2 separate regions of the Mus musculus genome follow, and region 1 is linked to region 2. Evidence: chromatin loops called from intact Hi-C (ENCODE). Cell type or tissue: left cerebral cortex. All regions are shown on one strand. Links, peaks and the distances in the headings refer to the core of each region. The heading gives the core; the rest is flanking DNA.

Region 1 (16,178 bases), core at 4,938-9,937, 230 kb after region 2:
CAGGCTTAGGTTCTCTCTGTGCACTGTGTGGGCTCTGGGGTTGAGCGCAGGCTGTTCCTCCTGGCAGCGAGTACCTTTACATTTTTGAGGTATCTGATAGTTCTTTTTTTTTTTTTTTGGTTTTTCTAATGCTGTGGTAGTAAGTTGTCTTGCTTTTCAGACAATTATAGATGCTAAACATGTCTACATGTGCTTATTTGCCACCTGTATATCTTGTTTGATGAACTGTGTGTATAAATTCCTTATCCATTTAAAAAAATCACGTTGTTTATAATCAAGAATTTTAAGGGAATACACAAGCTGTCAGTCAATCCTATTCATTAGTTTCTCTGAGTTTTAAAATATCAAGATGGAGCCTGGGGCAGTGGCTCACTAGTTAGGAGTGCTTACTGCTCTCCCAGAAGATTTGAGTTTGGTGTCCAGTACCCATGTCACACAGTTCACAACAATCTGTAACTCCAGCTTCAGGGTGTCTGATGCCTTCTTCTGGCCCCTTTGGGCGCCCATATTCACATGCAGACATTTACCCAGACATATGTACACATAAATAAATAGCATGATGGATTCCCCACTTTCTGCTTGCTGGCTTGTCTGCTTGCTTGCTTGTTCCCTTCCCCTTCCCCTTCCCCTTCCTCCCTCCCTTCTTTCCTTCCTTTCTTTATTACATTTTTACTAGGAGTTGGACAAACCTAGGTTTGCTCTGTCTCTGGCTGTAGAGATGGCTTTAGCCCACCATTTCACCTCTGTGGGTCTGTTCCTTCATTTGTACAATAGTCTGCATGCCTAATTGCTAGTTAATATTAAACAGAGTGCCGTGCATAGACCCTCACACAGAGTGTATTCTTAGTGAGCAAGTTGGGTAGTATTACTGACTTCTGTAAACTTTTTTGTTAGCCTGTCTGCCTTCTTTATGACAGATCTGTGGGGTCCCACAAGGGAAATCCTTGTAAAGTTTTCCTTACTACTACAGCCCGAGTTGCTGGCCAATAACTGGTATTTGAAAGCCACGGTAGCTGCATAGTACTTCGTTGTGTAAATATACCACACTTTCTGTGTCCATTCCTCTGTTGAGGGACATTTGGGTTCTTTCCAGCTTCTGTTATAAATAAGGCTGCTATAAACATAGTGGAATATGTGCCCTTATTACATATTGGAGCATCTTCTGGGTATATGCCCAGGAGTGGTATTGCTGGATCTTTTGGTAGAACTATGTCCAATTTTCTGAGGAACCATCAAACTGATTTCCAGATTGGTTGTACCAGCTTGCAGTCCCACCAGCAATGGAGGAGTGTTCCTCTTTCTCCACATCCTCGCCAGCATCTGCTGTCACCTGAGTTTTTTTATCTCAGTCATTCTGATTGGTGTGAGGTGGAATGTCAGGGTTGTTTTGATTTGCATTTCCCTGATGATTAAAGATGTTGAACATTTTTTTCAGGTGCTTCTTAGCCAGGTATTCCTCAGTTGAAAATTCTTTGTTTAGGTCTGTACCCCATGTTTTAATAGGGTTGTTTAGTTTTTCTGGAATCCGACTTCTTGAGTTCTTTATATATATTGGATATTAGCTCCCTATCAGATTTAGGGTTGGTAAAGATCTTTTCCCAATCTGTTGGTTGCCTGTTGTCTGTTGACTGTTTTGGTCTTACTGACAGTGTCCTTTGCCTTACAGAAGCTTTGCAATTTTATGAGGTCCCATTTGTCGCTTCTTGCTCTTACTGCACAAGCCATTGCTGTTCTGTTCAGGAATTTTTCCCCTGTGCCCATATCTTCAAGGCTCTTCCCTGCTTTCTCTTCTATAAGTTTCAGTGTCTCTGGTTTTATGTGGAGGTTTTTGATCCACTTAGACTTGAGCTTTGTACAAGGAGATAAGAATGGATCGATTCACTTTCTTCTGTATGCTAACCTCCAGTTGAGCCAGCACCATTTGTTGATGATGTTGTCTTCTTTCCACTGGGTGGTTTTAGCTCCTTTGTCAAAGATCAAGTGACCATAGGTGTGTGGGTTCATTTCTGGGTCTCCAATTCTGTTCCATTGATCTACCTGTCTGTCACTGTACCAGCACCATGCAGTTTTTATCACAATTGCTCTGTAGAACAGCTTGAGACAAAGTTCGGAGCAGAGTCTGAAGGAATGACCATCCAGAGACTGCCCAAATTGAGGATCCATCCCATAAACAGCCACCAAACCCAGACACTATGGCAGATGCCAACAAGAGCTTGCTGACAGCAGCCTGATATAGCTGTCTCCTGAGGGGCTCTGCCAGTGCCTGGCAAATACAGAAGTGGATGCTCACAATCATCCAATGGATGGAGCACAGGGTCCCCAATGAAGGAGCTAGAGAAAGTACCCAAGGAGCTGAAGGGGTTTTCAGCCCCATAGGAGGAACATCAATATGAACTAACCTGTATCCCCAGAGCTCCTTGGGACTAAACCACCAATCAAAGAAAACGCATGGTGGGATTTGTGGCTCTAGCTGCATATGTAGCAGAGGATGGCCTAGTCAGTCGTCAATGGGAGGCGAGGCCCTAGGTCCTGTGAAGGGTTTATGCACCAGTATAGGGGAATGCCAGGGCCAGGAATGGGAGTGGGTGGGTTGGGGAGCAGGGGGAGGGAGAAGGGGATAGGGGATTTTCAGAAGGGAAACTAGGAAAGGGGATAACACTTGAAATGTAAATAAAGAAAATATCTAATAAAAAAAATCAACCTCCCCCCTCCCCACCAAAAAGAAAGAAAGGCATGGTAGATGGAGAGCAGAGAGAGATACTGCTGATGTTTACCTAGTAAGAACCCAAGTCTTGGGTATATTTTATTTACACTTCCATTTATTTTACTGCTGCAGTCATTGATAGCTTTTTTTCTAGCAAATAAGGATTTAGTGTTAGGGAGCCTAACAGCAAGATTTGGGGAGGCGATGTTTGCGAATCCCTTCTCTCTCCTTAGCGCTTTTCGGAAGGGCTTGTAGGCTTCCCTTTGCTTAGGTGAAGTATCTACCATGATGTAACTGTGGGTAGACTGATGATTTCTCAGTGGTGCTGAATGGCACCTCCTGACCAGACCTCCCAGGTTGTGGCCCATCATTTCTTGGCTGTTTTTAGGGAGAGTGAAGGTGGGTTCACTCTGACTGGCTTAGCTTTCTTGCAGCAGCAGTAAGGCCATCAGGGTTCCTATAACCTGACCTCAATTTTAAGAAATCGCTGACTTTGGCAGGGTCCTGTCAGAGCCTCACCAATTCCAGCGTTGGCCTCCTGAAAAGCATTGTTTCAGCTGGTCTCAGCTGAGTCAGCTCTAAGTCAGAACTAGGTCATAATAGCTCATTTTGTAGGCTGAGCAATGCTTCTAACCAACCTTCCACAGGGAGGGAGAAAGTTAACTTTAAGCCAGCTTGCTTCCTTGCTTGCTTTCAGAAAGTGGCTTTTTGAGACCCATGAGTAAGGAAGGGAGGGAGGGATAGGTTATGCCAAGGGGGTCTGGGATGTTTTAATTATTATGTTATATGAGCTTTACACTACCATAGCTGTGGAAATCTCTCCAATCTCTCCTTTCATGCTCTGGTGATCCACTTTCCAAAGCCAGGAGAAGCTGTAATCTCACCTTCAAGGAGAAAGAGCGACCTTTTCATGGTGTATAGGGTGAGAGAGACGCCCTATTGTCAGTGTACCATCAATTCCTTCCCTTAAAATCTTGCTGAGAACACCCTTCAGAAGCTCAGTTCTAGAGACACCTCGTCTTGCTAGAACCCTTCGAGTAGCCCGAGGCGTGTTGTTGCAAGACAGTTTGGAACTCCACTTGTGGCCTTGTTGCCTATGGTGCTATTTCATTTTTGTTGTGTTTGTTGTTTGTCTAGCTGTTTGAAAACCTTAGAGTCAACATACATTAATATGTCATTAGCAAGGAAAAACACTGTTAAAAGGAAGCTTAATGAAGCAATTTCTCCTAGAGGTCAGGGAAACACAAATATTATTTGCAATACAACAAATATTATTTGCAATACAACTTTATTACATGTAACGGCCCATTCCCACTGTCACAATTCTTCATATAGTAACCGCATTCCAAGAAATATCTGGTGGCTGAGACTAACACTGTCCTAAGTTAGGAGAAATTCCTAACTCCCTTCTGAGAGAGATGTTAAAAAAGCATGACTCAAAGAATAACAATAGAGTCTGGAAAAAGAAAGTGCCTAACATCTGTGAAGAAGTCCTCTGCCACATGTAACTGTTAGGGCATTTCAGGTAGAGATCATGTGAATTGAGATCTGCTGACAGGTTAAAATACTGTGTACATTGGAAAGATTCAGTGGGGGCAAATGAAGGGGAATACCTCACTAGTCATAGTCCTTAGACTGATCTTGCATTATTGTAGTTTGAATATGCTGATCTAGAATAAACTAATTGTTCGATTAATTTTGCTTGTTCAGCTTGAGTTCTTTCTTTTTAAAAATCTTTTTTGTATTATGTGAACGAGTATGAACATGGGTATGTACATGTGAATACTGCGTTGGCGTTACCGTCAGTTGTAAACATGAGTGCTGGGACCCAACCCAAGTCTTCTGCAAGAGTTGCACACACTCTTAACCACTGAGCCACCTCTCTGGCCTCTTTGAATTATTTTTGATGTTACTTTTGTGTCTTTAAAGTTCCACATGGGTCCATATTATATCTCTGTAAGAGAGAGGTATAATACTAGGGTGAGAATGGCACTCATAATTTCAAAAATGTAAGAGGTTAGTCATGTTCTATGCCAGTGTTTATTTGCTGATTGAAAGATTTTCTTTGAAAGATCTTTGTATCCTCCAAGCAAACGTCTGGAAAAATAGTGCCCTTGCCATGCATGTCTGTGCTCACAATGGCCTTGGTCTGAGGTTCAAGATGAGAAATGAGGTAACAAGGTCAGAATGCAAGGGGGGGGGGGGGCGGGAATCCCAGCAATTGCCTTGGAAAAGCTTGCTCTCTTCAGCAGTTGTATTGACCTGGATTTCATGCTCAGAGTACCCTGGCACTCTTCCGTCCACCTCCAGAGCCTGCCTTTGGTGTTACATGTCTAATAGCAATTCCAAGGGCTCTCACCTGCAATAAGTGCTTTTGTGGTGTGCTTACAGACACCCACTCCACTCAGCTCCCAAAAACACTGAGGGAGGTTTCTGTATATTGTTGCTCACTGGGATATTGGGTCTGCCCATTAGGAGAAGAACTAGCCCAGGCCTGAGCCTCTTCTCTTTCCCTGCTCTTCCCTCTTCCTACCCCCAAGTCTACCATGTAGGCTCATAAATGACCTTTATTCTTTGTCTCCTGAGAGTATGCCCTGTTACTGAATCTGTAGCTGTGTGTGGTTTAACTTCTAGGGTTTGCAGTATATCAATAGAAAAGTCAAACTAATTCCCGCTAAGCTTGATTTAGGGAGCAGATAGTCTAGAAGAGCCTGTTGTATGGTTGTATATTTTAAGACACTCAATTTCGATGAATAGCCAACCTACAGAGAACTTGGAAGTTACAGAGGCCAAACCACTTATTTAGCAATCATCACTATAATGTTGACTCCACGGGGGTAAAGGCTGTGTTTGTGTACTAAGGTCCTCAAGATGCACCTTTACTCAGTCAGTATTTCCTAAACAGCCGCCATCTTCCAGATACTTCCTTATACTCTCAGCAAATTGATGAGTGAGAGACTGTTGTTCTCTTGAGTTCATACACACACACACACACACACACATACACACACACACACACACACACACACACACAGGTGAGTTGGAAAAAGTTTGGTTTTGTTCTGGAAATCAGGGTGTCAGTGAGTCAGTCGTTCCCAGTTCATTGGACAGCAGTGCAAAGTCAAAGATGCAGAATCCTGCCTGCCTTGTTTGATGGGCAGTGGAGCTGGGTAGAGTAGGGCAAGGGGAAAGGAAGATGAAGTTGCAGGCTAGGGAATCTAATCAGAAGGGGGCTTCAGAGTCTTTTTGCTTTTTTGTTTTTGTGGGGTTTTTTTGATTTGCTTTGTTGTTTTGGTTTCTCTATAGAGGCTTTCTCTAGGTAGCCCTGGCTGTCCTGGAACTCTCATGTAGACCAGGCTGACCTTGAACTTAGAGATCTTACTTGCCTTTGCCTCCTGATTTCTGGGGTTAAATGTATGTGCCACTAACCTTTTTTTAATAGAGGATTTTGAGTACAGTTCTGTTCAGCTTACTTTTCTAAAAAAAGTTGATACTATGCAGTAAAATTCTAGATTGCTGATGTGCAGCTCTGCTAGCTTTGATGGTCATGCCCGATCCTTGAGCCTTCATCCCGCCAAGATGCTGAGTCCGGTATTGAGAGACTCCCTTGTGACTTAGCATTTCAGAGGCCAGCTCAGGAGGCTCTTGACAGAAAGGCAGCCTAGGTGAGGAAGGACAGTGTGAAGGTTCATACAGCTGTCAGTTGTGGGGGCAGCAAGCAGCTATGGGCCTGAGCTCAAGGTAAAGTTTGACGGGCTGTGTAGGAGGGAAGATGGCAAGATTTTGCCCTTTACTCTAAAGAAGGGCATTTACAGACGTGGAGCAGATTGGGAAGCATATGTATTTAACACATATCTAAGCAGCATTGATGTGTATGCATTCAATCTGTGTATGCTTTGTAGGAGAAAAAGGTGGAAAGAAAATTACTGATGTTTTAGTGTGCCCTTTAGGATTCTGGGGTGCTTGATTATCCCTTCTGCATGGGGCAGGGTCTTAGTTCATTTTGTTCTTTGATGGAAAGATCTCTCTCTCCCTCTCTTTCATAGGTAGGCACAACTACAGAATTGAGTACAACTGTAATCAGCCTACACTCTGCTTGACGTAAGAAACGTGACTTGTGGTAGGGAGACCTAGCTCCTACGGAGTCTTTTTTTATCCCACCAAAGTTGAATTTTAGGAAGCAGCTCTGGTGTTTAACTTTGAGTCATGTGCTCACTTCTGGCACTGTTAACTGACAGCGCTTGCTCGTGAGGGAAAAAGAGAGCCCGAGAGAAAGTTAACATCAAACCCTGATAAAATGATGCTAGTTGCACGGAAAGGATATAGTTACTTTGTATAGCCTAGTCCCTGACTCAGTGGAAAGCAGTCTGAGAATGGCTGTCAGTTGCTCTCCCTGTTGTTCAGTGATACAGACTTCTTCATTCCAGATGCTATTCTCCTTGTTTGGGGAATTTCATCAACAAACTTTTCTTTCTTTTTTTTTTTTTTTTTTTTTTCTTTTAGATGAATTTACCCGACAGTAGACTCAGACTTAGTCTTGGGACAAATCAGTAAATGAGACAGGAAAAAAAAAAGGGTTTGCATTGAGGGAGCTGGTAGTCCTTTTGAAACAGGGTCTCACTATGTAGCTGTGGCTGGCTCGCAACTCTCTATGTAGAGCAGGCTGGCTTCAAACTCACAGAGATCCCGTCTCTGCCTCCTGAGCACAGGGATTCCAGGCTTGCACTACCACTTCTGATTGATAGTCATCAGAACATATGTGATCATTATAATTTTATAATAGAAAATACACTGATGAATGAAGACAGAATATAAGTGACTTCATTAAGTTTTATTAGCCATTTTTCCCCCTTTTTACAGTGCTGGGAATGATAGTCATGGCCTTCCAAATACTTTGATCTTAAGCTACACCCCGTCCTTTTTTTTTTTTTTTTTTTTCCTTTTTAAGTGAAAAACTTTAAAACCTAATGCTTTATTCCTTGAGCATTTCAGACACTGTATTTCAATCATAGTCATCTCTTCTCCCAACCCCTCCCAGATCTGCCTCTGCCTCACCGCCCGCCCAACTTTGTGTTTTCTCTCTGTACCATGTCTGTTTTAAATCCATTAAGTCAGTTCTGAGGTAGCCTGGGTGTGGAGTGTGGCCCTTCCATCAGAGGTCACACATCAAAGAAAACGGACTCTGCCTTTCCCAGTCACTCCGCAGTAGGGGACTTGCCTGCCTCCCCATTTGTTGGAGATTTGTTTGGCTTGGGTTTGCACAGGTTTTGTGTCTTCTGTCACAATTGCTGTGAGTTCTTACGTGCATATGTTCTCTTGTATACAAACAAAGATAAAACAACAACAAAAACCCAAACCGAAAGTAAACAAGGGGAAAAAAAAACGCCACTATTTCCTTGTAATAATACATCCTTCTTGGCCCTTAAACTATTCCTGTCTCCCTGCCATTAAGATCTCTGATCCTTGAGGGGGAGGGGTGTGATCTGGATGTCCCATTTGAACTGAGCACACTGAAGTTCCTTATTCTCTGTGCATTGGGCAGTTGTATTTTCAGTGTTAATTCCTCTCTTGTGTAAGAAGCATCCCTGGTGAGGGTGGAGAGGCAGACACACTGATCTTAGGGTAAGGCGATATGTCATTAGGAGTCATTCTAATGCTATGTCACTTCAGCACAATAGTAATAGTAGGTTTTCTCCTAGGCTCTGTGACCTGCCTTGCCACGGGTGCTTGGCCTCACTAACAGTGCTGGGCTTGTAGAGTGGGCCTTAAATCCAATAAGAAAGTGATTGGGTATCTTCATGATATATTTTTATTAAAATATTTTATTTTTAATAAAAATATGCATCATTATCCTTTCTTCATTGTTTCCATGCTCCCTCGACCCTGCTTCCTCTCAATTCCTGTCCTCTTTTTCTTTAATTGTTATTAATATTGTCTAAGTTAGGGTTGGGATTGATATGATTCAACACCACGCGCATACATATATATATACATATATATATAGTGTATGTAAATATATGCATAAATACAACCTGCTGAGTCTTTTAGTGTTACTTGTATGTATGTTTCTGGGCTGACCATGTGGTGTTGGATAACCAACTAGGGAGCTTGTCCCTGAGGAAAACTATTCTTCCTCTCTCAGAAGTCACGAGTTGCTTGTGGGCCTATATATAGGAGTAGGGCTCCAAGAGATTTTCCCCATTTCATTTGGGTTGTCATCTGAAGCTGGAATTATTCAGGTTTTGTCTACTAAACTCAAGGGTGTGGTGTGTTCAGCAATAGGATCTTACCATCAACTTCTGGAAGTCGCTGATAATAACCTGTAACATAGCTCTGTCATCGACTCAAAAAGAATTGACCCATTCTCGTTCTGGGGTTTTTATTTGGTAGCCAGTGATTACAGGGTATGTGTACATACATGCATGCATACATACATACATATGTATATTATCTTCTGTAGTGTTTCCAAAAGGAATTTACTGTTAGCTCTTGCTCCCCACATTCCCTCATCTGCCCTTCCTTTCTATCCCCCACTCCACTTGATGCCTTCTATTCCACGTTTTCTCTCTTTCCTCTCTCTCTACCATTATAGTCCATCTCCCCTTGCTTCAAAGAATCCCTGCTCCCATATAAGCCTTTACTAGTTTCCTAACCTGAGTGGGCATTCCAAATGAAAACACACATATCTAAAGCTTAAAAGCTAAAATATGTATTTTCAAGAAAGCAAGCGTATGGTTTGTCTTTCTTCATCTGAGTTTTCTCACTCAAGATGATGGTTTCCAGTTCAGTCCATTGGCCTGCAAATTTGACTTTTCCTCTGTTGAGTGTTTTTCCATTGTATAAGCATAACACATTTTCATTATCCGTTCATCAGTCTGTGATGGTTATTCCTGGTTGTCAACTTGATTACATCTGGAATGAACTACAATCCACAAGTGGAGGGCACACCTGTTGTGATCCAGATCTTGAGGCTGGAAGACACAGGCTTCTGACCCAGGTCTTGACATGGAGATCTTGAGGCATAGTGGCCATGAAAAGCTCAGGCCCAGGCAAGGTACTACACACCTTTAATCCCAGAAGACTGAGGCAAGTAGATCTCTAAATTCAAGGTCAGCCTGGGACAAGACAAGTTCCAGATCCAGGCATGGTGGTAGACACCTTTAATCTGGGCCACATCTTCTGCTGAAAGCCTGTATAAGGATAACATTTAACTGGGGCTGTCTTACAGGTTCACAGGTTCAGTCTAGTATCAAGGCAGGAGCATGGCAGCATCCAGACAGGCATGGTGCAGGAGGAGCTGAGAGTTCTACATCTTTATCTGAAGGCTGCTAGGAGACGACTGATTCCAGGCAGCGAGGACAAGGGTCTTAAAGCCCATGTCTGTAGTAATGCACTTCTTCCAGCAAGGCTACACCTACTCTAACAAGGCCACACTTCCAAATAATACCACTCCCTGGGCCAAGCATATTCAAACCACCACACAGTCTGTTTTATGTCATATGTATAGGATGTTTCTATTCTCCTTTCTACCTTCTCAGAAAGATAATAACAGCCACAGGTACTGTGCTGACCTGAGCCAAGCTGTCAGAGTGTCTCCGTCTCGCTCTGTGATATGGTTGGGGATTCCATGACCATAACTCAGCGTAAGTCCCTGGAAACATACTATTATTTTCTTGGTTCGTCTTTACAAATCAAGATTCATTCACCTTTCTCATCTGTCTATAATTTCTGAGGATCTAGAACTGAATGTTTTGACTGTCAGATCCTCTTTGCAAAGCAAATTTGATGAGATGGTGTCTGATAGCAGGGAGAGAGTTCTCTCCCACTCACCATAGCTGGTACCAGGTTTACATGTGTGTCTGTCTGGAGCTCAACGGTCCACCCACTGGCAACAGAGGTGCTGAGGTACCTTCGCAGAAGCTCTGCTGGAGGGTCCCACCTGGCGTCTTCATCACCTCAGTGCCATGTGATACTGGGTTTTGTTAAGTGTCTGTTATTTCATCTGGAAAATTTCTGTTATCCTCATAGAATCTGTCACTCTGACTCCAGGACTCCCACAGTAGTGAGACTGGGCAGTTCTTCAAGGCTGCTACCTTATGGCTCATTACATTAACCTAGCTGTCCAGTCTCATTTTTGCATTGGGAGGTTCAGTGCCAAGTGTGTCTCCTGTTTTGTGGACTCCCAGAATGCAGCAGATTTTAGAGAGTTTGCAGGGGGCATCTGTTCTTATTGAGAGAATCTTTGACCAGGGAGATTTCATTGTCCCTTGTGACCAAGTTTTCATACAAGATTAATTATGTTCAGTAGCATTTGGCATCCATCTCTTCCATTTCTTGTGCTGGATCAGTGTTGCAAGTGGGATTTGAAACCTGCAAAAAATGTTTCCCTGTGTTTTCTTTATCCTGCCTCTTAAAAGCTGGTTGAAAATTCCCTCTTCCTCCTCCTCCTCCTCCTTCTCCTCCTCCTCCTCCTCCTCCTCCAAGAAGATTGCTGAATGGCTTCCTTCTAATTTTATCAAATATAGTATGTCCAGAAACAAAACAACCATGTTTCTGCAATGTGATTCCTGGCAGAAATGGTGCTACTTCATCTCAGGATAAAACTGTGAATTTTTAGGAAGCAACAAAATGTGATTACTTAAGGACAGCATAACCTTCGTGCCAGAGTTGCTTTGGTCTTGGTTGCTTGAGGACATTGCTAGTGATTTATAGGAGCTCAGGTTCCTGGCTACAGGCAGAATCCTCCATCAGCTTGAAGGGTAGCTGAGTAGAGAGCCAAGGTGTGGTGGGGTGGCCACTGTTGCCTTCCCAGGAGGGTCTCATTGTCATATTTATTCATTCACGGGACACAAGCCAAGGATGTGCATGTGTGAGATGAGGCAGATACACTGAGACACTTGTCATGCATCAATCACTCACAAAAAGGAATGCAGTGGGGGAAAACATCCTAGAGGCCGAGTCCAGAGGGAGACTGAGCTGGGAGACATAAATCTCCCCACATCAGTACTGACCTTATTATGTACACTGCCGACCCTTAAATGTAAGCCTACTTCATCCTGGGACTCACCTGCAGAAGCAGTGAGCTTTTCTCACACTGGAAACTCACAGGCAGCATTGAGCTTAAGCAGAGTAGACCACTACATTTTGTGGAGAATTTAAATAGTACACTTCTAAGACAGTGTTAACTTTTATGCAGATGGGTAATCGGGATAAAGTAAGAGAGGTGTGCAATTTAATATTACTGAAAAACTTAGGAATCATTTTATTATTTTTGGATATGTTTTAAATTGTATTTCAAGGGGCTGAAGAGATGGCTTAGGAGTTTAGAGTACTAACCACTCTTTCAGAGGACTCTGATTTGATTTGTAGCCTTTGCATGACTCTATTACACTTTATAATTATAGTTCCAGGGGTCCAGTACCCTCTCCTGGCCTCTGTAAGCACCAGCCACTCAGTGGTGCACAGACATATGCGCAGGCAAACAAACACATACAATGTAAAAAAGTAAAATACAGTATTTTAAGTAGAGATAGATGAGAATTCATGCTTTTTCTTTTATCCTAGAATGTCTTTGAATATAGGCATGGCTCTGGTACTGATATTTCCTTCATATCACTCTTACATGTTTTAGTTTGAAAGAGCATCACCCTCATTAGCTCATATATTTAGGTACTTGGTCTCCAGTTGGTAGAACTAGTTTGGAAGGATTGGGGGTATGGTCTTATTGGAGGAGTTCTGTCACTGGGGATGGGCTTTGAGGCTTCAAAAGCCCTCACCATTTCCAATGTTTTTCTTTGCCCCTTGTTTGTGTGGATCAATTTTGTTCTGTTTTGCTTTGTTATTTTTCAAGACAGGGCTTCTTTATGTAACCCTGACAGTCCTGGAACTTGCTCTGTAGACCAGGCTGACTTGAACTCAGAGATCTGCCTGCCTATACCTCCAGAGTGCTGGGATTAAAGGCGTGTGCCACCACCCTCTAACACTTGTGTGAATCAAGAAGTAAGCTCTCAGATACTTCTGAGGTCATGTGTGCCTTCTTCTGTGTTCCCTACCATAATGGTCTTGAACTCATTCTCTTCCGGTAAGCCCCAGTTAAACACTTTCTTCTATAAATGTCTAGCTAATCATCCTGTCTCTTCCGATTTCATTTGAAAGGTAACTAAGACATAACTTCATCAAAGGTTTCTTGCACTAGCCTAGTTTCTTCTCTCTCTCTCTCTCTCTCTCTCTCTCTCTCTCTCTCTCTCTCTCTCTCTCTCTCTCTGGTTAATATATTGTATAACCTGCTCTTACGTGAAATTACTAAAGTTTTCTGCCTTTGTTTTTTACTTTGGAGAGTCAAGATCCTTTGCTTCCCTTGTGGTCTGGTTCTGTTCTTGACTTTAGAAATTGATTATAAGCGACATAAAGAACATCTAAAGTGATTTTACAATTTCAGCTCTTACAGAACATTGTGTATGGATTGAATTCTTTGTGTGTGTTTCATGTGAAAGGCCCATTACATATTCCTTTATTCAATAGATATTTATTGAACCTTTACTGAATACCAGCCCTGTTCTGAGTACTTGGATTATATAAGTTAAACAAATCTGTGTGTTCTTGCAGCATGCATCCCAATGGTAACCATACGTCATTCCTAGTCCCCATGATGACTCTTCAATATAGATATTGGCTCAACCATTTCTCAGGTGAGAAGCGAGCTGCCTCAAGGACGATCCTGGCAGCAGATGATGAGTGTGGTCATGTTGAGCATAGAAGAACGTTGAAAGGATGTAAAAAAAAGTCAGACTTGTTACAACCTGAGTTTAGTCAATAGGGGGATTCCTGGAATGTATGAGTCCTAAATTGGCTCTTAGAGGAAATCGTTATTTAAATTCAAAGGAGAAATACAATGCTCATTTTCTTTGATTGTCGCAAGTCAACAGGATGACCCAGAGAAAGCCAGGTATGGGTGAAAAATCAAGTGTTTGCTTGCTGTAGTCAGCAGCATACATTAAACTTCTAGAGTAGCAGAGGTGGGAGTAACTCTAGTCTGTAAGAACGAGGATCCTTTATCTAGAGAAGAGAACACAGTGTTTTATTAGCAATATCTGCACGGGAATGACAGGATCACCACTGATTCTCATGCTAGTATGTCACATGCGTTATTATAATTATGTTGATTGCATTAGTGCCCGGAGATGAATCTTTAGAAAACAGCTATTAGAATTGCTGAAGAGATTCCTAATACATGGTGGCTTGATTGCTGGGAGACTCTGATAGGAGAAAGAGACAGAAAGTGGAGAAATTTAGGTTAAAATGTTGATCACGTAGTTTGTAAATACAATTGAACAAAATGCCTGTATTTGTTAACACGCCAGACAATTAGAAAACAGTTAAAAATTAAAATCAAAGACCTTTAAAAACCTTCTTTATTGAGATAGATTTTATATACAATGTATTGCTCATCTTGAAAAAAATTGAAGCCATCACCATAATTAAAACTGGTCAAAAACATAGGCCCAGTTTTATAGATTTTAGTCCTAGCTGCTTGGAATACTGAAACAGGAGAATGACTGGTATTCAGGAGTGAAACCAAGCAACATACCAAGACCAGCCAATGAGAGGGGACAAAACCACAGTCACGTTTCGTTTGTGTAGGTTTTCTTGTACCTATATGTAATTACTCTTATCCACCCTATACTTTTCCCATTCCTACAAATGATATATAAATTTCTTTTTTTTTAATTTTAATATTTTCTTTTATGTGTTTTGACTGTGTGTATGTCTGTGCCGTAACTTCAGAGATGCTAAGAGGGTGGTAGATCCCTTGGAACAGCAGTTACAGGCAGTTGTGAGCCACCATGTGAATTTAGAATTGAACTTTGGTCCTCTGGAAGAGCAGTCTGGGCTCTTAACTGCTGAGCCATCTCTCCAGCCCCAATACATATTCTATTGCTAGGCATGAGGTTGCTTTTCTTAGAAATTTTATGCAAGTGAAGTCATGCAGTATGTATTCTTTTTGTGAAGGAACCAGTCTGGCTTCAATCAAAGCATAATGGTGAATTATGCTTTATTCACTGGCATAATTCCTTGAGATCCATTCATGTTATAGGATATAGCTGTGGTTTACTGTTTAACTGCCAAGTAGAATTGTGCTTCTTATGTGTAGACGCCATAATTTACCTACTTCTGTGCTGGTAGAAATGTCTGTTGTTTCTATTTTGGGGCTGTTGTGAACATCTGCAAGTAAGTCTTTGTATGGTTTTAGGCTTTCTTTTCTCTTCTGTAAGAATCTAGGTGTGGGCTGGGCGTGGTGGCGCACGCCTTTAATCCCAGCACTCAGTAGGCAGAGTCAGGAGGATTTCTGAGTTCGAGGCCAGCCTGGTCTACAAAGTGAGTTCCAGGACAGCCAGGGCTATACAGAGAAACCCTGTCTCAAAAAACCAAAAAAAAAAAAAAAAAAAAAAAAAAAAAAAAAAAAAAAGGAGGAGGAGGAAGAGAAGAAGAATAATCTAGGTGTGGAATGGCTGAATGTTGCCTTAATCTGAAAATTTAGGCAACACACCAACATTTCCAGAGGGCCTCTGGCATGATCCTTCCCCACCTGTAAGCATATGAGATTTCCGTTTTCCCACATTTTAAACAGGTGTCAGCCTGGCCAGTCTTCTTTGATGATGACGATGAGTCTCTGAGGAGGTGGCTGTCTTGTGTGGGTATGTGCGAGCAGTGCTGGTGCCAGCTGAGGAACTTTTGGTAGCTGGTCAGTTGTGAGCTTTCTAAGGTGGCCGCTGGGAATCAGACTCAGTTCTGCTGCCAGGGCAGTATGACTCTTAACCACTGCTCCATCTCTTCAGCCTCTTGGCTAGTCTTTCTAACTTTCATCCTTTCATAGTGTATAGTTCGACTTCATTCTCGATAGCAGATGACGTTGAGTCTTTCTGTGTCCTCACTTCCTTTTCATGCATCTTCCTTTTGGATGTGTATCCTGAAATATTTTGCTCCTTTTGTGCGGGTTATTTTATTTTCTTAATGCATTTCTAGAATTTTTTACATAGTATCAATAAATGTTGCTTATCAAATATTTGGTTTGCTGTGCTCTGTGTTTTTCTGATTTTATACTCTCTTGTAGAGGGCAGAAGTTTGGATTTTATGGCAGTCCACATTACCCCTTGTAATATGGAGGGATCACGCTCTTGCTATCACATTTCCTGAAATGGGGGCTCAGAGGGGTTTTCTCTTATTTCCTTTATAAATATTGTAGTTTTGGGATTGTCCTTTTATGTTCCGGATCCGTTTGTTTGTTTGTTTGTTTGTTTGTTTGTTTAGTGGAGTCAGGGGTGTGGAGACAGAGTCTTACTATGTAGCTCTGGCTGGTCTGGAAGTCACTGGGTAGATCAGGCCAGTCTTGAAGTCATAGAGGTCGCCCTGCCTCAGCCTCTGCCTCCCAGTGCTGAGATTCAAGGCGTGTGCCGTCACACACTGATGATATTGC
Region 2 (16,178 bases), core at 5,898-10,897:
CCAGCAGGTGGTAAAAGGTGTGCTGTGTGTTTTAGACTTTGAGTGTTGAAGTATTTGAGGAAGGAAACTCACATTAGCATTTTTATCAGCACAGAGTATGCACAGAAGAATGAGGTTGGCCCTGCCAGGAGCTCACTCGTCAGTGCATTAAACAAACCCTAGTAGATCAGTCATAACACACACTAAAGTCATGTTCAAGTTCCTGAAGCCGTTACTACATTGGGTTGGAATAGACTAGAGCGAAAATCCGGAAACTCTAAATCTCAGGCTATGTATCAACAGACGATGCTGGTGGGAAATCTCTGACCTCTCTAATGCTTTCTTTAGTACAAAGTGTCTTTTAACATTAAAAGCGGTGGATGGAGGTGTATACATAGACACTATCTCATGTGTTGTATTTTACCATTTTAGGTAGACTTCCACACTTGGTGTCCTTTGGTAACAAGTTTGCTGTATTTGACCAGTGCCCTCTTTATTTCTGGCTAGACTTAAATCTCTTGGTGTCCAGGGAGCTCATCTTATTAGACAATGGTCTTCCTGTTTCTATGACTACCTGCCTGTGTGATTATCCGGAACTTTCCAAGAGGATTTCCTTGGGCAAGCTTTTCCCCCATGATAGGACCAGACAGGAGGGCTGGTATAGGAGTCACTGGTCCCAGAACTCATTTTCAGTGTGGGTTCTTAGCTACTCCGGATGGAAGCACACCACCAGCCTACCCTACTCAAGGTGCTCTGTAGCCCTTCACACTTAGCTCAGGGTGTTCCCTGTGATCCCGTGTAACAGCCCACGCAAAATATTCAGCCTTTGCTTAGCTGCATCCCTGTCAGTCATCCCTCTTCCTTTGTGACAGAAAGCATGCAGTTTTTTCTTCTGATAGATATGTTTTCCAAGCTTTCAAAAATGAAAAATGTGTGTGTGTGTGTGTGTGTGTGTGCGCGCGCACATGTGTGCTGCCTGTGTGCGTGCACATGTGTAAGTGTGTGTGCTATTCTCTGGGAATTCCCATGACAAAAATGTTGTATATAAAGCTCAGAGACCAGAGCACTCATTTAATCAAACAATATATAGGAAGTATTTTCTCTGTATAAACTTCAGGTACCCAGCATATTCTCTGCTTTCCAATGTGGTGTGTGTTTTTTTTTTTTTGTTTTGTGTGTGTGTTTCTAATATTTATTTGTTTGTTTGTTTAATATATGTGAATATACTTCAGGTCTCTTCAGACATACTATCGAAGAGATCAGATCCCATTACAGATGGTTGTGAACCACCATGTGCTTGCTGGGAATTGAACTCAGGACCTCTGGAAGAGCAGACAGTGCTCTTAACCACTGAGCCAACTCTCCAGCCCTGTTGTGTTTTAAAAAGCCTAGGGAGGTTAATGGCTGGTCTTGGTCTAGGCTCAGACTGCAGGTAAAAGGATTGAAGGGTGCAATCTGTAAGGCTGGCATTTGTTCTCCAGGATCGACCATATCGTCTTGCCATATTCCTATAAAAACAAAAGACAAAAACTCAACGTTACTTTGACAGCTTTAGTTTGGCTCTAAAAGTTCATCCAGAGTTTATATCGTATATTATTTCTTATCTTGGTTTAATGGAAGACTCTCTCAGATGATGTAATGTCCCTCCCTTATATCTTTACACTCCAGGAAGATGTGTCTTTCTTATCTTGACACTCTGAGGCTGTCTTTGCTTTACTAAGACCAGCAGTACTGGTCTGACGGTGTGTCTGAGACGTGAGGCTTTCAGTTCGAAACTCTAGACAGTTAGAGAATAAATTCGGGACAGTCCAGAACAGTCTGGGAGTGTGTTTGCTTGGAATGCTAAGAGGTTTCTTCAGTTAGCAGGATGTTCAGAGCTGAAGCTACCTAAGTTTTCTGCAAAATGTGACTTCTGGCCATTCTCATTTGCATAATGCAAACAGAAAAGGCCTGTGTTTACATTTTAGAGCAGGACAGACACAAACGTGATCTAAGAAGATCTTAGCATATTTCCAAATAGGAATGTTTAGATTAGCATGTTTTTAGTAAGAAAGCAGCCTGCTTAGGTGAATTTGGTAGGACGTGTTGTACTTCTGTTATTCAGAGTAATATGATACTCCCTGGAGTCGTGATAATGATTGTTGATCAGCTAATTCTGATATTAGCTCCTTTTTTTTTTTTTTTTTTTTTTTTGCAAGCTAATGAAATAACTTACCTTTCAGCAATATTGGTCAGTTTTGAGGTTGGGATAATGGGAACAGAAACACAGCTCTGCATGGCTACCCTCAGCAGCCTGAGAAGTTTCCTTCAGCTTTCAGAGACTTCAACTCAGAGGGATCACTGGCTTCAACAGAAAGAATTTTAGGGCTAGGCTAGTCATTTTAGTGAAACTAGGTTGCTCATTTTCAATATAGGCTTAAAAGATAGGTACTCAGACAGTGTGCTGGTCAGTATGTGCTTTCTGTGGGAGAGTGCCAGAAAGCCAGACCCACCCAAATGTGGATTCTGGCTTCTTCGGGATAGTGAACAGTTAACTGTTTGAGCATTAGCACAGTCCTTTTGGCAGCTTTCACTTTATATCTCTAAAGGTTGCCAAGAAATCCATCTCCCTTCTCTCTTTTAATAACAGAGATGCCTTGGATGGAGTTAGAATCTGATAAGGCTAGGGCTGCACTGGGGATGTCCTTTCCCTGTAAATGAGATTTCCACTGGGATTCGAGTAGTCTGTAGGGATTGAGGAGAGGGCCTGGGACAGTGTTAATTGTGTTGGAATTCTTGCCCTGCTGCAGGTGAGACATCTAAGCTAAATGCCTGGATAATGCTAATGCTCCTTTTTTTTTTTTTTTTTCTCATGTCTTCCAGTTTTCCCTGCCTTTCTATCTGCCCCAGAACTACAGAGCAACCTTTTTTCATTTTTCTTTTTTTTTCTTTCTATTAAATTCCCAAAGGAGCCAAATGCCATGAATCTGGAAAGAACAGAGAAGAATTATATTAATTGATGTTTGTGTTCTTTCTCCATATGATGTGAAGATACATAGAGATAGATCCATGTTATGACTGTCAAGACAGAGTACTTGTGACACACTGGGGCTGTGTTAGAAGATGTATTTCCTTTGGCTTCTATGACTGTGAAGTCGTCCATCAGTATCATCTAATACAATAACCAAATGTCAGTGTTTTCTGTTAAACTTTCTGCTTCTGCTGCTCCTGCTGATTCCTAGCTCACGTGCATGTGTACCAAATAGTTAATGGCTGGGGACAGTGACTTTGCTCAGCTTCATCTCGAAGGTTGAGAGAGGTTGAGAGAGAAGTCACTATCCCAGCAGTGGAACTCGGTCTTGAGCAAAAGGAAAAGAGGCTCCGGGTGGTCTTGAACTTGCAATGTAGAGTTCAACTGGCAGCAACCTATTTCTTTGGCTACTTGATCATAGGTCCCCAGCCACTCACAAGCTGCTGACTAGGAAATGCAGCTCTCATAGATTACCAACAGTCAGAAAAATGTGGAGATCTACTCCAGCGTCTTCCCTAGCAGGGAGGTTTTTGCACTGAATTTGAGTCTAAGTTTGTTGAAGGAGTTTGATCAGGATCTTTTCCTAGGTCTCTGGGCTCGACTTCAGTACTGAGTACATCACTCAGGCTTTTTCAGTCACTAACTAGCCCACTCCCTGCAAAGTCTCCCTTCTTGCAGATTGCTCATCTCTTAAGTTAGAAGGGCAGTTTACTTTCTTTAATGAACTCCCAGCTTAGGAGGAAAATTAGATGCAGCAGAAGCTGGATAACTTTACCAAGAGTGTGTTCATTTTCTTTGTTCAAACTGTGCCTTACGTTTGTAATGCGCTTTAATTAAAGAGTGATTGTCAGTTTTGGTTTTTTGTTTTTTTTTTAAAGAGGTATAGTATAAGCTGGGCACTAATGGGTCCATGGGGCCAGGAGTAAATGTACTTAAGGGCTCGCTTGGATTTGCAGGCCCTAGGATGTCATTTTAAGCATCTTATTAAGACTGCCCATATGGGGTCTAAACCATTCCAGGTCACTTTGCTTCACTCTGCTCCACTTGGCCCACCTCTTTAACATTCCCATATGTTTCCCATTTGGCTTTCTTTTATTGGAGATTTCATTCAGTGTAACAGGCAGTTCTTATATTCACCACACTCCCAGTAACCCAAACAGAGACACATGGGCTGACAAAATAGATTTCTTCCAACTCACTGCTGCTTCCCAGTCCTCCCAGTGAGCTTGACAGACAGACTTCCTGTCTCTGGAGCAGCGCTGACCCTCTGGTTTGGCATTTTAGCTTCTGCCGGATCTATTAGGACTTCTGAGTTAACCGGTGTCAACAGAGTAGTGAACTAACGAACAAAGTTTGTACACACGCTGGGCGTGTTGCACCTGTTCTTTGGTTTAAAACGTCATGGTAACCACCATTGATTAGTGGGAGATTTTAAGTTCCTTAGACCTCTTTCATTTCTGTGTAGGTGCTGGTCCCTGGTCATTTTGGTCCTGTAAAAGAAGGGTAGCAGGGAGCACTGTGGGAACAGGCTTAAACCGGAGCTTGGGCACTTGGTGCTCGTTCGTTCCTTACAAAATGATAAGAAGCCCACAGAAGCACTATCAAAACACCAGGGCCCAGGCTGATGCCTAGTGGTGAGCGCTTGCCTTACACGGGCCAGAGGGACAGCCCACCAGCTTTGCAAAGAAACATGACTTTTAACTGTAAAAATAATCATTGTATGTCACAGCCTCAATGGGTAGGTTAGAGAGTGAAAAAATAAATAAGGGTTGAATGATACATTTCTCTATGATAGCTGAGAGGTGTTCAAAGTACATGTTCTTATATAAAGAACATGTATAAAAATTTCTGTATACCCAGCATAAAATAATGCATGAATAATGGTTGAATGATGTGTGTTTCCCCTCAGTGTGAAAATTCACGAGTGGTCACACTGCTCAGTATGGGTCCTGGGCATTTTTTAAATTCATATATTTTTAATTTTATTAAGTTAATTTTTTTAGAAACAAAGTCTCATTGTGTCGACTGAGTTTCTCTTGCATTGTGTGTGTTTCTGGTACTATAGGCATGCACCGTTGTCCCAGACTTGACTTGTGTGTTTTAATATTTTTCATTTGCGTCGCTTAATATACTTAAGAGCATACTTAAGAGATGGGACTACCTCCATATGGATATAAGCTAAATTTGTTCAATACTTTGGTTGGAATTATATGAAAAGCATACAAATTAAGAACATTTTTTTTTTTTTAACGTGGGTCACTTTGGCAGCAGGAACGCTGTCCAGATCCTATTTTTATGGCTCGCAGAGGCTTCTATTGTAGCAGAGAATGAAGCACCAGGTGGTGGCAGTATTTTTCTGATACAGAGATAAAAACTATAAACCCAGCCAGGGAATTTCCATCCAGGATCCCCTGAAGGTTTTGGGATTTCTAAGGCATTCAGCCATCTGCCTCAGATTTAACGTTATTAAGTTTATAGAGATTCTTGAGCGTTAGATCTGCACTTGGAAGACTCAGATGTGTGATTGGCTGAGGTACAGTTGTTCAGCAGATAGGGTTATGTATTGACAAAGGAGAGAATTGACTGGAGGGTCATTTGTAGCCATGTACTCTATTTAAGTACCTTCCCTCAGTGAGGACGTAGCTCAGGAATAATTTGTCTTAAAATTGGTATAAACAGAGTATCATTAATAGTGTCAGGGATTGGTGCTTGCCCATGGGATGGGTCTCAAGTTAGGACAGTTATTGGTTGGCTATTCCCTCAGTCTCTGCTCCATCCCCTGTCCCTGCGTTTCTTGTGGATGGGATAAATTTGGGGTCAAAAGTTTTGTGGGTGAGTTGGTGTCTCTGTCGCTCTACTGGGGTTCCTGCCTGGCAACAGGAGATGGCCTCTTCATGTTCCATATCCCCATTGCTGTGAGTCACAGCTAAGGTCACCCCCTTTGATTCTTGGGTGCCTCTCTTATCCAGGTCTCTGTCTCTCCCTGGAGATGCTCCCTACCTCCCCACCCCTGGCAGTTGCTAAGATTTCCATGCAGTCTCATGGCACCGATCCCTGACACTATTAATGATACTCTGTTATGCTTCCAGACAGGAGTCTAGTATGGCTGTCCTCTGAGAGGCTCCACCCAGCATCTGACTTGGACAGATGCAGACACTCACAGCCAAACAGTGGATTGAGCTTGGGGACTCTTATGGAAGAACAGGAGGAAGGATTGTGAACCTCAGACAGGGATAGGAATTCCACAGGAAGACCAACAGAGTCGTCACTTGGGGCTCTCAGAGACTGAACCATCAACCAAAGAACAACAATGGGCTGGCCCTAGGCCCCCTGCACATATGTAGTAGATGTGCAGCTTGCTTCTTCATGTGGATCCTCAACAACTGGAGTGGGGGCTATCCCAAAAGCTCTTGCCTGTGTGGGGGATATGTTCTTCTAGCTAGGCTGCCTTGTCTGGTCTCAGTGGGAGAGGAAGTGCCTAGTCTCACAGAGATTTGATGTGCCAGGGTAGGAGGATGCCCAGGGGGTGCCCCCCAACCCCGCTCAGAGGGCAAGGGGAGGGAGATGGGGGAAAAGATTGTATGTGGGGGAGGTGGGTTGACCAGGAGAGGGACAGTGAGCAGGATGTAAAGTGAGTAAGTTTTAAAAAAAAAGGTATAAACAAAAGTGTTTCATTTCTCAGAATGACTCTGGTGGCCTTTGTAATCCATAAGAACAAATTTTCCTCTTGATTTGAGGATGAGACCCAAGAAGATAAAAACACCAACTTGTTAACACTTGTCAGTCCATTTGTTCCTTTAGATTATGCATTCAAGTCTTCCTCAGAGGGGCAGTTTGGTCCCATGGCTGAGACCATAGACCTGCTTGGACTTGAACGTCCATCATTTCCTCTAAAGGTCTCAGGTAAATACTTACCCTCTCAGACCTACAGTTTATGTGATGGGAACAATAACAGGAGCTACTGTGGAATTCTTACCAAGGCTCAGCAAAGTTCTGAAGGCTACCACTTTGAAGCCTTGCTACTTAGGTGTTTAGTGTTATTTCCCTCGGTGAGCCCAAAGCCCCACCCCAGATTCATCGCCTTACGATGGCCATGGTGGCAGAGCATCCTCCAGCTCTAACTTCTGGTTGTTAAATCAGAATCTGTAGTTCATGACTTCCGTCCTCCATCCTCCAAATGAGGGTGGGGTGCATAAGCTAGCTGAGTATCCTATAAAGTCTGCTCAGAAGGCCAAGCTGCCTGCAGTCTGCAATGACATCACATTTCTGGGATGAAAATCCTCTCTCAACTGTGACTCAGGTCCTCATGACATCAGGGCTAATATCCCAGGATGCAACTCATTTGCAGGAACACCAGTATCCCAGGATGCAACGTGTTTGCTGGAAAGCCGTAGACTCCGAGGAGTCATGGACATGGTGATTCTCCTTGAGCTTAAATTAACTTTGGCAGACACAAAAGCAGGTGCTGTTTGAATAGAAGCTAGTTCATTTCTGAGCACTGTGTGTGAGCAGCCAGGCACCGGGTCAGCATCTGCAGGTTCCAAACTTGCCCCAGAGTGTGCTCAGAGCAGGAGCGTCACTACAGACTTCCAGCTTTGATTCACAAGTCTTATACAAGTGTTGAGAGTGTTCAGCCTGGCTGTAGATCTCTCTTAGTCTTTCACTAGGTAAGGACCGACCTATCTCATAGGTTGAATCAACTGTGTGCTAGTTGTAAGGATGTGGAAACATTGTGTGGCATCATGGGTGATAATTGTCAGCAAACAAACCCAGTGTTTCTTGCAAGGATTGCACAACTTTGGAAATTGTGATTTTTAACATGGTAGCCCCATCTGTAGTCTGGACCTGGGGAAAGTTGAGGTAGGTGTGACTGATACAGACAAGATGAAACCTGTCACTGTCACATGAGAGTAGAGTTACATCACCCTGGCGGTGCACTGGCCCAGTGAGGACCTCTATGCAGCTGTGAAGGACAGGATTGAAACACTGAGATCTCAGCCCTGGCTTAGAAATTTAAGTTCATTAATTTAAGATCCAGTGTATAGGATGAGGAGTATCGTCATGGTGTTTATAGAGTCTCTCCTGTCCTAGGTATTGTACCAAAAGTACCCATGGGTCTCACTGAAGTAGGCATTTTTAGCAGCTGCCTATTACAGATGAAGTGATGAGGCTTGGTAAAACTGTTTAACATGGGTCATAGGAGACAGAGACACATAGCAATTCAGAATTACTCCAAGTATATGACCAGAAGAAATGACATAACCCTAATCCTGGAAATTCCAGTGATTGTGACTGCAGGGCTCCATGGTCTTTGAATTGGTGGAGATGGGGAACCGTCTCATTCAATATTGAATTTCTCTATAAAATTTCTCTATACTTAGGTATCTGTTCTGTGTTGGGAAGCACATCATAAAACAACACAATGCCCTTGTCTTATATGAATTGAGTTTGAATTACTTTTTAAATTATATTCATTTTTATTTGTGTTATGCTTGTATGTCATCTACACTACATGCTTGCAGTACCTGTAGTGTCCAGAAGACAGTGCCAGATCCCTGGAATCTGAGGTTATAGACAGTTGTGTGCTTTCATGTGGGTGCTGGGAGTCAAACCCTAGTCTCCTGGAAAAGTAGCCAGTGGCGGTCAGGGTCAGAGTTTTGTTTTTGTTTTGTTTCTTAAAATCATATTTAAATGAGTAAACTGTAGCTGTCTCCAGACATACCTGAAGAGGACATCAGATCCCATTACAGTTGGTTGTGAGCCACCATGTGGTTGCTGGGAGTTGAACTCAGGACCTCTGGAAGAACAGTCAGTGCTCTTAACTGGTGAGCCGTCTCTCCAGCCCCAGAGTTTTTGATGTGCTAAGACCTCCCAGAGTTCTCTCAGAGTAGGAAATAAGTTCTTAGGTTCTCTCACAGTTTTTGACCATCAGTCTTTTTTCCATGAGATTAGTGTTCAATTTTCCTGCCCTGTGCATTTGTTTAGGGCAGCTGGGTTACATCCTCAAGAATTGGGAGTCTTTGGACATGAGTGAGCTAAATAACAGGTGACAGCTTTGTTGTGACAATCAATGTCTCTGGCTGGGAAGTTGTATTAGTTATTTATTGCTGTGTAATAAATGTATCTCAAAACTTAGTAGCTGAACATGATAGATGGAATTCTTTATCCTCTGGGTCAGTAACCCGAGTACGGCTTTACTTGGGGATCTCCTTGGTTCACTGTCTGATGACAGCTGAAGTCTTATCCAAAGGCCTGAGAGTCACTGGCAGGACATCTCCTCATCACATGCCTTGCTCCCTTACTTAGTAGACCCTCAAGAAGTCCAGTGGACTTCTCTGTGACATCTACATCCTTTAGGAAGGATTCTGGGAAGAATAGCAGAGCTCACCTGAGACAGGCGAGACTCAGTCGTCTTAAATCTTGACTGAAAGAGACATGCTTAGGTTAAAAGGGAATTAGTGAGTTCTTACTAAATGATAGAAAACCACAAATATCAAAAGTGCCAGTCATTGAGGACCATTGTAGTGGTTACTAACACATTACAGCTTATGAAATGTCCCTTACAGGCTCCTGCATTTGTCATTTGGTTGGTAACTGAATGACTTTCAGGGAGTGATTGGCTATAACAAGTGGATTATGTGTCCTTTGATGGGCTCATATTCTAATTAGCATTATTAGGAGTTAGCTGGTGAAAAATAAAAACTGGGATATAATTGGAGGAAGTAAGTCACTGGAGAAGGTTTTCATTGGAGGCTGTACCTTGTCCTTTTCTGCATTTCCTGGGCACCATGACTCATCTCTCTTATCTACCTCTGCCCCATAATCTTCTGGCAAGCCCAGCAACTGTGTACCCTTGAACCATGATCCAAAATAAATTTTCCTTCTCAAGTCATGTACTTTGACAGAGAGGTGAAAAATCTGACCAACAGAAACCACACAAGTGCAAAGAGATACAGGCATTTTGGGAAGAGGACCCATGTATCTGATTTTCACTTGCAATGAGCAGGCAGAGAAGAGTCTACAGCAGAAGGCTGTGGTCACCCAGGACTGTGAGCAGCAAACTTCCTGGTCCAGAATGAAGCAGAGGGGTTGGATAGATAGAAATAGTACTGGCCAAGCAACAGAAGTCGTGACTTTGCACATGGCACCCTGTGGTGACTTTGCCCATGACACCCTGTGGTGCCATGAGGCAGCTTATGAGAAAGAAGGAAGGGTAGAAAGGCATTTTGCTGCAGCTCACGGAATTCTTCTAGCTGAAATTACGTTAAAATTGCACATGCACAAAATTCGAGAACTAAACAAAATGAGAAAATGGGTGTGAATTTCTTTGCTTGATTAAATAACCTTTTATTACCTCCTCCCTTCCCAGAGTGCAAATTGCAGTGTTGTAAAAAGGTAGCTTTGCTCTGTCTTAAGACACCCAGGAGGGAAAATCAGCTACTTCCTGCTCTGTAGGCTACAGCCCTATAACTCAGAGCTGTGGCATTTGTTTCGATGTTAGAGAAATGGCCATAAAAATTTGATGGAGGCAGAGAGAGCAACCACTGTGGTAGAGGTCTGAAGCAGGGATGGGAAAAACAAAATAGAATGGTAAAGCTGTGCATACGGATACTTAACTAGTTACATAGTTAAAATATTTAATTGTAAGTAGTTAACTGTTGAAATATTTCATTACTATGATTCTTCTGTATCTGTACTATTAAACTGAATGATGACTCTTTTGAATTAAACCCTCGATGTCCCTCATACATTTCCAGTTGGCTTATATGGAGCCATTGTAACTTGGTTCTTTGTTATTCACAGTTTGGTGTCTACCTCATGTGCGTATGCTGTAGGTTCATGGGTTGATTTAACAGGGCACAAAGGACTCTTAAGTTCTTATGTTTTATAGATGGTAAGACCCCACCCATTTCCGTAAGGAAAGCTGAATAAACGCAATTAAACAGAAGGAAATTAAATAAATAATATATGGTCAGCGTGGTGGCTTGAATGAGATGTTACTCATATTCTCGGCATCTGAATATGTGATTCCCCAGTTAGTGACATTGTTCTGGTAGGCTTTGGAGGTGTTGCCTTCCTTACTGGAGGAGATATGTTATTGTGGGCAGGCTTTTGAGTTTTCAAAAGCCATATGCCGTTTCTAGTGTACTCTCTCTGCTTCCTGTTTGTGGTTTAAAATGTGGCTTCTGAGCTGCTGCTCCAGCCTTCATGCCTGCTGTTGTTCTCTCTTGAGCAAAAGCTCTGCAACAGTAAACTTAAAATAAGCCTTTCCTTGTCTATGTTGCTGTAGCCATGGGGTTTATCGAACCAATGAACCTCTAACAAAACATCAGCAATCATTGAAAATGGAGCATATTGGAGAAAATCAATGAGCCATTGAAAGTGTCAATAAAAGTGACAGATACCTACCAAAGTTGACAAATACTCATTGCAAGTGTGAAAGATGAAACAGAAGCTGTCATTGCAGATTCTGAAGACATTGAGAATTTTGGAGGTTGCTCAATACTAGAGTGCGTGTGTGAAACACTGGGTTCAGTCCTCAACACACACTGACCGACTGACCAACCAGACAGCTAACAAACAAAACACGTTCAGAGGGAAGATATCAGGGACAACTCCCTATGCCAGTAGTTCTCAGCCTTCCTAATGCTGTGAGTCTTCAATACAGTTCCTCATGTTGCAGTGACCCTCAACCATAAAATTACTTTTGTTTCTACTTAGTAACTGCAATTTTGCTGCTGTTATGAATCATAAGGTAGAAGCTGATTTGCAGAATACCCGATATGAGACCTCTGTGACAGGGTCGTTTGACCACCCCAATGGCGTCACACCCACAGGTTGAGAACCACTGCTCTATACGGATCTGAGTAGGATGACATGGAAGAGTGGCTGGAGAAGCACAAACTACCTCACTTTAGTTTGAATGGTTTATATGAGTAGCCCCATAGTGGGAGAGCAGCTGTCTGTAGCACAAACCTATTTCATTTCCCTTACATGTACACCTGCCAGTGGGATTGTTGGATCATATAGCAGGTCTCTCTTCAATTCTCCTGGAGGAATGAGAGCACTGTCTTCCATAATGGCTGTACTAATTTATATTCCTACCAACAATAGCCAAGGGTTCTCTTTGGTAATTGTTATTCTGTCTTCTTGATAAGAGCCATTCTTCCTGGAGTTAACAGTTGTGTTAGCTTGTTGTGGAGGGTGGTGAGACATGTTGGGTATATTAATATATGCAGGTAAGAAACTAACATAGAATATATTTATAAATGCATATACCAATGTCACTTTTTACTTTTGAAATTCTACTGTAGTTGGTTAGGTAGAACCAATATGGGAAAACAGGTGATGGGTACAGAGGTCTTGCCTGCTCTATCTTTATCCTTTTCCATGGATCTATGATATCTTGAAGGGGAAAAACTATTATAAAGGTAAGACCTACAGGTGGGTGATATATGTAGCTCTGATGGTTGGGGTCTTGCCTAATAAGCACAAGCTCTGGGTTTAAACCCAGGTGCTGGGGATGACTCATTTGCATAAGGAGGGGTTCCAGGTGCTGCTGGACATGACCTTATAAGGGGGAAGACGTTTAACCTGGCTACCTAGTAAGTGACCACCTCTGATGAGGTAAAGGTAGGGGCACAGGGCTATGTGCATCAGGACATGAAGGCAACCGAGACAGGGGAGGAGAGATCCCACTCCTGGGATCTCAGCACAAAACTTCTGGGGTTTGGACACAACCTTAACCCCACTCTTGATCAGGCCTTGCTCCTCCCAGTCCCACAGCTCCCTGGCTACACAAGGAAGTAGAGGTGGGTTGATCAGAAGTTGGCTTTATAGTTCATTTGAGATCTGTAGGCTACACAGGACACTGTCTCTAAAACAAGTGAGATCTTCTAGGTCACCTCTCATTTGTTTCTAGCCCACTCCCCCACCACTGTTCTCTCCCCCCCCCCAACCCAGGCCCATCTTTCCAATTTATTTTATATATGCTTTGCGTGAATACACACACACACACACACACACACACACACACATATGTGGGTGCTTGTGCACGTATGTATGAAGGCCAAAAGAAAGTATCAGATCCCTCAGAGCTTGAGTTACCTGTGGCTTGTTATGTGAGTTTGGGGATCTAACCCAAATGATTGCACAGCAAACATTTTTAACTGCTGAGCCATCTCTCTAGCTCCAACCCTGGCAGATATTAACATGTCCTAGAGATATTTTTGTTCATCACATAAGTTGAGAGGTAAGTATTGAGGCTGAATGTCTCACTGTCCACTGTGCAGTCACCAGGATGGAAGACGTGTTCAGCCACAAGTATCCTAAGTCCGAGTTTGAGAATTTCTACACTAGTTCCTTTAAATAGCTTGAAACAAGTGTGAAATTTGGGGTTGTTCCTGTAGGGAACCAGACAGCAGATTCGGACAGGACATGATTAGAGGAGCCACATAGACCAACACGGAGAGACCATAAATAAGATGCTGAGTGTTGCCAAGCAGCAGGAGGGCAGTTGTATCCTATGGAAACAGCTAGTCTTCGCTGCTGCATTATTTCACTAGCAAAACATTAAGGCCACTATGAGCTGTGTTTCTCCCTCATGGCTGGTGGATGGCTCTAGTGTGGTCTGACTTTGCAGTCAGCGTTGATACTGGAGACTAGACTGGGAGAATTCCAGCAGCCCCATGCCACTTTGGGGAGGGTGTGTGTTTTTCCTCCTTCCTCCTGCTTCAATGTGCTGTGCCTTCCCTTAGCAAGCACAGCACCTGTGGCTGATACTGACCTGTGGGGCCATTCTGCTAGTTGCTGCAGAAGTGATATACAGGGCCTGGGTGAAGATAGGCGGGGCCACAGAGGTGCTGTGGGAACTGTTTTGGCTGAGGTTGTGTTGGCAGGATGTAGCTCTGATCCCACCTGTATCTATTTGAAGCTGTGGTATCAGAATCCTTTAGAGAGAAATAAAATGTTTCGTTTTATTTTTTAATTGTGGAAGGTTCTCTTCATTTTGCCTGTGTTAATTATGTCTTAATCTCTGAGAAATTGTTTCCATACGGCCACATTTACTACCCATTTGTCAGCAGAGATGGACATTGTATAACTGTCAGTGACTGGATGACTATACGGAGGTGACATTGTGTTATCGACATGATCATCATCATAATCAACGATGACTACATGATGATGTCAACTCCCTCTGAGTTATGTAGGCTGGTCTTGAACTCAGGGACTCAAATGATCCTCTTACCTCATTTTCCCATGTGGATGGAACCACAGGCATGCATCCTACCACATCTGGCGTTATTGTTTGTTTAATACTTTATATTAGTACTACAGAGTAGACTTTCTAAAGGCAGTGAGACAGGGCAGATGGCACAGTCAGGTGTGTGAGACAGCAGTCAGCAAAGTGATGGCTTCTTAGAAGTCCAGTCCCATCTTTTTTTTAGGCAACTGTCATTCTCCTTGTATACCTTTAATAGCTGATAGTCTGTATTTGCCACTGATCTCTTACATGTTTTACAGAGTCCTTAGGAAACTACAAAGCCAGGAATATTCACTGCCCCACACAGCAGAGTTAGTTTAGTTTCTGGGTTACTGCCCAGCCTGTCAGTGAGTAGAGTTGTTTATGTTTTAGTCCAGTCTTTCGTGCAGCATCAGAATTGAGGTCGCCTGTTTTCCAGTGAAGACATTATCCTCCTTTGGCTTTGTCATCTTGTGTTTGGTACCTGCTACCTCTTACTCAGAACCAGATATACCCATGGCATGTTGGGCTTGTCGAGTGAGACATTAGTTTGATTGTGCACGTGGGTTGATGTGAGTGGCAAGCTAAAGCAAAGGCATTACAGGCCCTGGTACTGAAGCCTTGTATCAATCAAGCCACACCCATTTTGTTAGCAGTGACTTTGACTTCAGATCAGCTCTAATCTATTATCCATGATACCAAGTTTTAAATGAAAGCAAGAATAAACATGAAGTTTAATGTAACCAGTAAGGGAGATACAGGGTGGTTGAACAGAAGGGCTGCATTCTGGCTTCAGCCATAGAGATGATGAATCTATATATGGTACCAGTGAGTGCCAAAATTGTAAGTATAAGTTCTTAAGTCTGCCAAATAATGGCCTATGAGTACTTAGTATAAAAATGTTCTCATTTGCATTGAAGTAGTTTAAATTTCTTAGATTTCACTGTAAAATGCAACATTAATGCAAATGTTGTTTGGGGAAGAAAGTAAATATTCGAGAGAGGGCTATTAATTTCTTGAATACAGTCATGTATTTTCAAACACTAGCTTATCATGAATGGCCTCTATCGTGTTACGAGTTTACTTGTAAAGGCGGACCAGAAGCCCAGGAAATACAAATGCTTCAAATAAGAAATACATTGCAGGATATAAATGAACTCACAGCTGCACTTGCCATAGCGATTAAGTGACCGTTATGTACATTCTTCTTTTCTTGCTATATATATATATATGTCTGAACCAATGATATTTCAAGTACCTTAATGTAGTATGTGTTGTGTTTCCTTGAAGCCCTTGGCTTAAAAAAGATAAATGTTGCATCAAATGGGGGCATTTAAAAAATATAGACAAATGAAAAAGAAATTCTTTAATAAAAAAAAAAAGAGTTTAGGGCTGGAGAAATGGCTCAGCAGTTAAGAGCACTGACTGCTCTTCTGAAGGTCCTGAGTTCAATTCCCAGCAACCACATGGTGACTCACAACCATCCATAATTCGATCTGGTGCCCTCTTCTGGAGTGTCTGAAGACAGCTACAGTATACTTATATATAATAAATAAATAAATCTAGAAAAAAAAAGCCCCCTTTTTTAACCAAAAAAAAAAAAAAAAAAAAAAAAAAGAGAGTTTAAATTCTCTACTTGGGGAAAAAGAAAAGCAAAAATAGAGAATAGAACAGCTAAAACAGATTGGTTTTCTGAAGACCTAAGGCAGCAATCATTTTACTAAAACACTGAGCTCTGATTCAGTGGTTTTAATATGAGTAAGACTGGGATCTGTCACACATGTGCATGTGCACACTTTATGATGTCATCTAGAAAATAGCTTTAAGCTACATGATATACACAAATTTGAAGACAAAAAGTAATTTTTTGCAATCCTTAATAGAAAGCTGATTGGCTGTATTGATATTATATGAATTAGAATTCAGGGTTACAGAGATGGCTCAGCA

Evidence for each region. Hi-C counts contacts between places; a loop is a spot of excess contacts. Peaks named below come from ENCODE experiments on the same cell type or tissue, not always from the same donor. Only the 100,000 strongest peaks of a DNase experiment are listed, where the experiment ranks them.
Region 1: it touches region 2 in a loop (7-fold over the local background); 1 of 42 quality-filtered maps calls a loop at or near these places.

Annotation. Positions count from the first base shown.
Region 1 is chr6:93,884,806-93,900,983 of GRCm38, reverse strand. The region is part of intron 2 of Magi1 (membrane associated guanylate kinase, WW and PDZ domain containing 1); the gene reads left to right. Gm22840 (a small nucleolar RNA gene) reads right to left here and starts at 10,369; the gene lies at 10,234-10,369. In left cerebral cortex, for the core only: no CTCF peak of the experiment used is centred there; a DNase peak (open chromatin) is centred at 6,859.
Region 2 is chr6:94,110,867-94,127,044 of GRCm38, reverse strand. The region is part of intron 1 of Magi1 (membrane associated guanylate kinase, WW and PDZ domain containing 1); the gene reads left to right. Among named protein-coding and RNA genes, the nearest start is that of Gm52867, 110 kb to the left of the region's middle. In left cerebral cortex, for the core only: a CTCF peak has its summit at 8,544; no DNase peak of the experiment used is centred there.